Linked DNA regions of Homo sapiens: region 1 is linked to region 2. The links are chromatin contacts, found by Hi-C or POLR2A ChIA-PET in ENCODE. All regions are on one chromosome and are shown on one strand. Each heading gives the region's core, a stretch centred on a gene start or an enhancer-like site at or near the end of the contact. The rest is flanking DNA. Distances are from core to core; before and after follow the strand shown. Region 1 overlaps ZBTB20 (zinc finger and BTB domain containing 20). Region 2 holds the start of GRAMD1C (GRAM domain containing 1C).

Evidence for each region. Hi-C counts contacts between places; a loop is a spot of excess contacts on that map. ChIA-PET counts read pairs that join two places held with the same protein, here RNA polymerase II (POLR2A). Pooled maps may share reads with other maps.
Region 1: a pooled map shows a loop between it and region 2 (2.2-fold over the local background). The contact joins the enhancer-like site here to the promoter of GRAMD1C in region 2. A Hi-C loop is called at or near these places in 1 of 50 pooled maps. POLR2A ChIA-PET finds 5 or more read pairs at or near these places in 2 of 52 experiments (CD4-positive, alpha-beta T cell and activated naive CD4-positive, alpha-beta T cell).

Annotation. Positions count from the first base shown.
Region 1 is chr3:114,518,260-114,520,959 of GRCh38, forward strand. All of the region lies in intron 6 of ZBTB20 (zinc finger and BTB domain containing 20), which reads right to left. ZBTB20-AS5 (ZBTB20 antisense RNA 5) reads left to right here. Exons shown (of 3, transcript NR_121661.1): 2 at 257-340; 3 at 1,384-1,873. Among named protein-coding and RNA genes, the nearest start is that of ZBTB20-AS5, 66 kb to the left of the region's middle. Within about 2 kb of position 1,317, at least 3 of the 41 ENCODE cell types and tissues checked have a DNase peak (open chromatin) inside an H3K27ac peak, as active enhancers do.
Region 2 is chr3:113,837,533-113,840,232 of GRCh38, forward strand. It overlaps GRAMD1C (GRAM domain containing 1C), which reads left to right and starts at 1,256. Exons shown (of 18, transcript NM_017577.5): 1 at 1,256-1,404. The coding sequence starts at 1,378. RefSeq lists a silencer at 1,269-1,468.

The DNA.
Region 1 (2,700 bases), core at 67-2,566, 680 kb after region 2:
TACTAAGAACACCAAGAACTAAACACAAGAGAAGGACTCTCCAGAGGAAAGGGGCCAAAAATAGAAGAGAAAAAAAACCCCTAATCTCACCATTTGTTTTGAAAACACCCAAAATGATTAAAACATATTATAAACTAAAACATATGAACTAATCACTTGCCAAGTTTCATTTTTAAATCAAAGCCGTTTTGAGGTTCATAAACTGAAAAAAGAATCTTCAAATATGAACTTGTGTTTTTCTTTTCTTGGCCCTCAGTTGGCTTGAAGCATTTGCTGTTATGCTGTGTGGAGGGAAGGGGAACCTGCTAGTTAGGAACATGTGGCATGCATGTACTAGAAGGTAAGCTCCACAAGATCATGACTCTTCACAGTGGTATCCCTGGTAAGTAGAAGAGTGCCTGAAAGATAACAGGGGCTCAATAAATACCTGCTGAATGATCAACTAGTGAATATTCTGGGCCCTTTAAGGGATTCTCCAACTCTCTTTTCTTACCCAAGCTGCATCTTGCTTTAGGCCAGTGGTTCTCAACCTGGGGCTAATTTTTGCCCCCAGTCAGGGGATATCTGTATTTTTTGTTGTCACAGTTAGAGAAGTTCCTACTGGCATTTAGAGGGTAGATGCCAGGGACGCTGCTAAACATCTTACAGTGCACAGGACAGCCCTGTTCCACAGAGATTTATCTGGCCCCAAAGGTTAATAGGGCCAAAGTTATGAAACTCTGATTTATGCCCTTTGTTTCTATTGGGCTGTACCTGGGAGTCAGATCCTCTGCATATTTGGAATGAAGTTCAGTCCTAAAGGAAGCACCCCAGAAAAGCCTCATTGCTTCATCCTCATTCCCTTCAAGACCTAATAGAACTGCCCCCACTCTAAGGCAGGCTCAGAGAGAGCCAATTTTGCCTTTTGTCCTCCCTGGGTCAACAATGCAATTGCTAGGGAAATCATCTGAAAAAGTCTGTCTCTACAATGCAAGTAAATAATTTTTACAGTACATTGGTAATTTCCCTGAGCTTACCTAAGCATATATACTAATTTAGTAAAATTCTCTTGTTTACAAACTAGTCATGTATCTGCAGGAAAAAAAAATCTCCTCAAGTTCAACCAGTTTATCCATGTCTGCTCAGGATCAGTACATGACTCTAGCTTTATTCATGATAAATAAGATCAACTTCAAGAATTCCATCAAACCCCAGTAATGTGCCTTTAGAGAGACTGGGCTTATAGCATTTCCTCTGCCACCCTCCTTGCCCTGCATATTAAAATACAGGTATCTGATTCCAGTTTCAATGGGGAAACTTCTGTCGTGCCAGAGGAGGGCATGCGCTGATTTCCCCACTCTGATGGTTGCTCTAGTAATCTTGGTGTTGTGGCATGTTTCCCAGTTACCATAGAGACTGCATACACTAAGACTGCAGCATTGTGATTGGTGGGAAAGATACATTTTGCAGAAGCTTTTCTGGAGAGATAAAGGTAAGACACGAGAAAGAAAGTGAGACTGCCAATAAAGGGGCAGAGCACAGAGAAGTCCCAAACAACCATACATTCTAGAAAACTGGGACAGCAGAGATTACAACTACTGCTATAAAACTACATAAACTGTTCACTCAATGGCTGCCTGTCAGGAAAATTTCAAGTATTGTCAGACAGAACAGACACAAGATATTCTAGAATAAAAAGGTAAACAAGTAAACCTACTGAGGTTATAGGGGTGACAAAAGGGAAATGGCAAGAAAACATTTAAAAATGATTCAATGCTAGAAAAAAAAAAGAATCTCAGAGAGCAATAAAATTTAAAGTTACATTTAACTTTAAATGTAGGCTGACCTTTGGGGAATTATTTAAATTCTGAGTACCTCTGCTTCCTTCCCTATGAAAAAGAAAAAGAAAAAAAGAATAAAGATGGAAATAGAAAGAATAAAGATGACTTCTCTCTCACTGTTTAACAGGAGTCTCTTTAAATATCTCAATAATTTGACATTATATCAGTTGAATATGATGTACCCCCCACACAAAAATCAGACAAAAACACTTAAAGGGGGTGATAAATAGGGGGACGTCATTAACAATGCAAATTGACTCATTCCATAGTTTCTTAGAGTAATGAGTCAACTGACTACGTGATCTCATGTACATAATTTTGTTCGGCATGAGATTTTGAGGTATACAATTACTACAGAAATCAAGGTATACCTGCAATGTAAAGGGTAAATCGTAGGCATTTTAAATGAAAGCTGGGGATAGGATGTGTGTTGGTTTGAGGGATGAGTGGGAGTGGATTTAAGAGAAAATCAGTCTAGGAAAATATCACATAAGTGTTTGTAAGTTCCTTGATATTCAGGTCTGTATCTTGTAATGCTTTATTAAACATATTTCAGACTAATATGTCCATTGCCTACTGGACATTCATATCTCCCTGTTTTTAAATACCTTTCAAATCTGTATCTTGAGCCATTACTTATCTCTTGACCTCTAACCCTTTATATCAAATGAATTACTAGACAATTACAATTAGATATTCCAAAAGCATCCTAAATTCAACATGTCAAAGCTGAACTCATCTTTTCCTTCAAACTTTCTCTTCCTCCTATGTTCCCTATGTGAGTAAATATTAATAGTATTACCATTCACCCATCTGCCAAAGTTCCATACCTAGGAAGAATCATGGTTGCTTTTATCTCACCTTCAAATAATCACCCGTG
Region 2 (2,700 bases), core at 6-2,505:
AAGGAGGAACTTTCAGGTCATTGGTACATAAAAAAATTTTCTGATTTGCAATTGGTTGAAAGCGTTATTATTGACTGGGAGCTGTGGCTTGCACGTGTAATCCCAGCACTTTGGGAGGCCGAAGGGGGCAGACTGCTTGAGTCCAGGAGTTCGAGACCAGTCTGGGCAACATGGCGAAACCCTGTCTCAAAAAACAAACAAACAAACAAACAAACAAACAAACAAAGTAGTTAAGCATGGTGGCACACGCCAGTAGTCCCAGCTACTCGAGAGGCTGAGGTGGGAGGATTGGTTGAGTCCGGGAGGTGGAGGTTGCAGTGAGCAGAGATTGCGCCACCGCACTCCAGCTGGTCTAATAGAGCCAGAACCTGTCTCAAAAGAAAAAGAGAAAAAAGAGTTATTATCAGTAGAAAGGAATGTCTGGGTTAGGATAAGGGGTTGTGGATACCAAGGTTTTATCATGCAGATGCAGCCTCCAAGTAGCAGGTGTCCGAGGCAATAGATGATAAATATTTCTTCTCAGACTTAAGGTCTGTGTTGATGTTAATGAGGCATGTCCAATCCCCTCTTTCATCATGGCCTGAACTAGATTTTCAGGTTAAATTTGGAACGCTCTTGGCCAAGAGGAGGGGTCCATTTAGATGGCTGGGGGTGGGCCTCGGCATTTTATTTTTGGTTTACAGAACCAAGAATCTGCAATACGTACAGCAGTTAATCAGTAACTTCAATCCTTTATTGGAAGGAACAAGAGTTTCCTGGCCGGGGGCGGTGGCTGACGCCTGTAATCCCAGCACTTTGGGAGGCCAAGGCCAGCGGATTGCCTGAGGTGGGGAGTTCGAGACCAGCCTGACCCACATGGTGAAACCTTGTCTCTACTAAAAATACAAAAATTATCCGGGCGTGGTGGCAGGCGCCTGTAACCACAGCTACTCGGGAGGCTGAGGCAGGAGAATCGCTTGAACTGGGAGGCGGAGGTTGCAGTTAGCCGAGACGGGGCCTTGGCACTCCATCCAGCCTGAGGAATGAGAGCGAAACTCCGTCTCAAAAAAAAAAAAAAAAAGTTTCCGAGCAATTCACCTTTTCGCACATTGGGGCAGGGTATGCCATTTCCTGGGAGGCACAGTAGTTTGAGGTTGGGAATAGGGAAGTCTCATTGTGACCCCTAGAAAGACAAGCCTTCAGGCTAACCCGGTAACACCCATCGTCAGGAATCCTTCACGGCCGCCAGAGGGCGCAAGGAGCTGCGGCTGGAAGTACTCGGAGGGCCGGCGGAGGAGGCGCGCGGAGCCTGTAACTCGCAGCGCGCGCTGGAGGTGGGCGCGGGGCGGTGCGGTGCGGTGCGCGCGGGGCGGTGCCGCGGCGGCGGAGGGAGCCGCGATGGAGGGCGCTCCGACTGTCCGTCAGGTAAGCCGCGGGCCTCGCTGGGGCAGGTTCCCATCTGTGGCTTTAGCCTACTTTTTCTCACGGTGATTGCTTGAACCTTCTCAGATTACAGTTAATCCCTCCCTTCCCTTTTCTTCGTGCTCTTTGGAGTAATACGGAAAGTTGTTACCGAGGAAACGGTTTCCTGTGCCTCTGCGAGCCCTTTCCCTACGGGCGGTGGTGGGGACATTTGCTTCCCTGTGGGCGTTGAGGGCTTGAATTTGGTCCCGAAATGTCCTGGTGCGGATGTCTCAGCCCCAGGCCCCCTTGGGTCAGGCCCCATGGTCGTGATTCTGACCCACTGTCAACGTTTTTTCCAGCCTTGCCCCCTTCCTTTCATTCTCAGCCCTGTTGTAAAGGTCCGGATAGTTTAAATCACTGTGCTGTCAGCCAAGTTTTTGATTTCAACTAGTCTAGTTTTATTTGTTTACTACCTTATTTGACAAAACGGAAAGCGTGCTTATTAATATTCAGGATGAAACCCCGCTTTTGTTGGACGGGCGCCTGCGTTTCTGAACACCATCCTCCTTCTACATTGGTTTGTGTGTATGTATTTTACTTTTAGAGAACTGCGGTCAGTGCTATATCTTCTGAAGAGCGTTATAGTTTACAGATTAGTGGAGGTACACAAATAATTGTTGAATGAACAGATGAATGAGTGTTATTTCACTTGATTTGAAAAACATTACTATGAAATAGTCAAGCTGGATATTCATGAACCCAATCAGTCACTGATTCAGTTATGTCCCTGGCACTGGGTGTTCGGGATTAGATGGTGATTAACACAGACATGATCCCTGCTCTCAATAAGCTTATTGTCTAGACTAGAGATAAAATTATTTCCTCTATTGTAGAGTTAAGGAACAGATGTACAGAGATTGACTTTGCTAAGGACCACACAGCTAATAAGTCAGAGAGACAGGAATCTACTGTAGCCACCCCAGAAAGCCAGAATGGACCCCCATCCCAAATTTGATTCAGGTGTAGAAACTGATGATGCCACACACACACCATGAGGTTGGAGTAGAAACTGATGATGCCACACACACACCCTGAGGTTGGAGTGCAGTGGCGCAATCTCGGCTCACTGCAAGCTCTGCCTCCCGGGTTCACGCCATTCTTCTGCCTCAGACTCCCCAGTAGCTGGAACTACAGGCGCCCGCCACCACGCCCGGCTAATTTTTTGTGTTTTTAGTAGAGACGGGGTTTCACCGTGTTAGCCAGGATGGTCTTGAACTCCTGACCTCATGATCCGCCCGCCTCGGCCTCCCAAAGTAC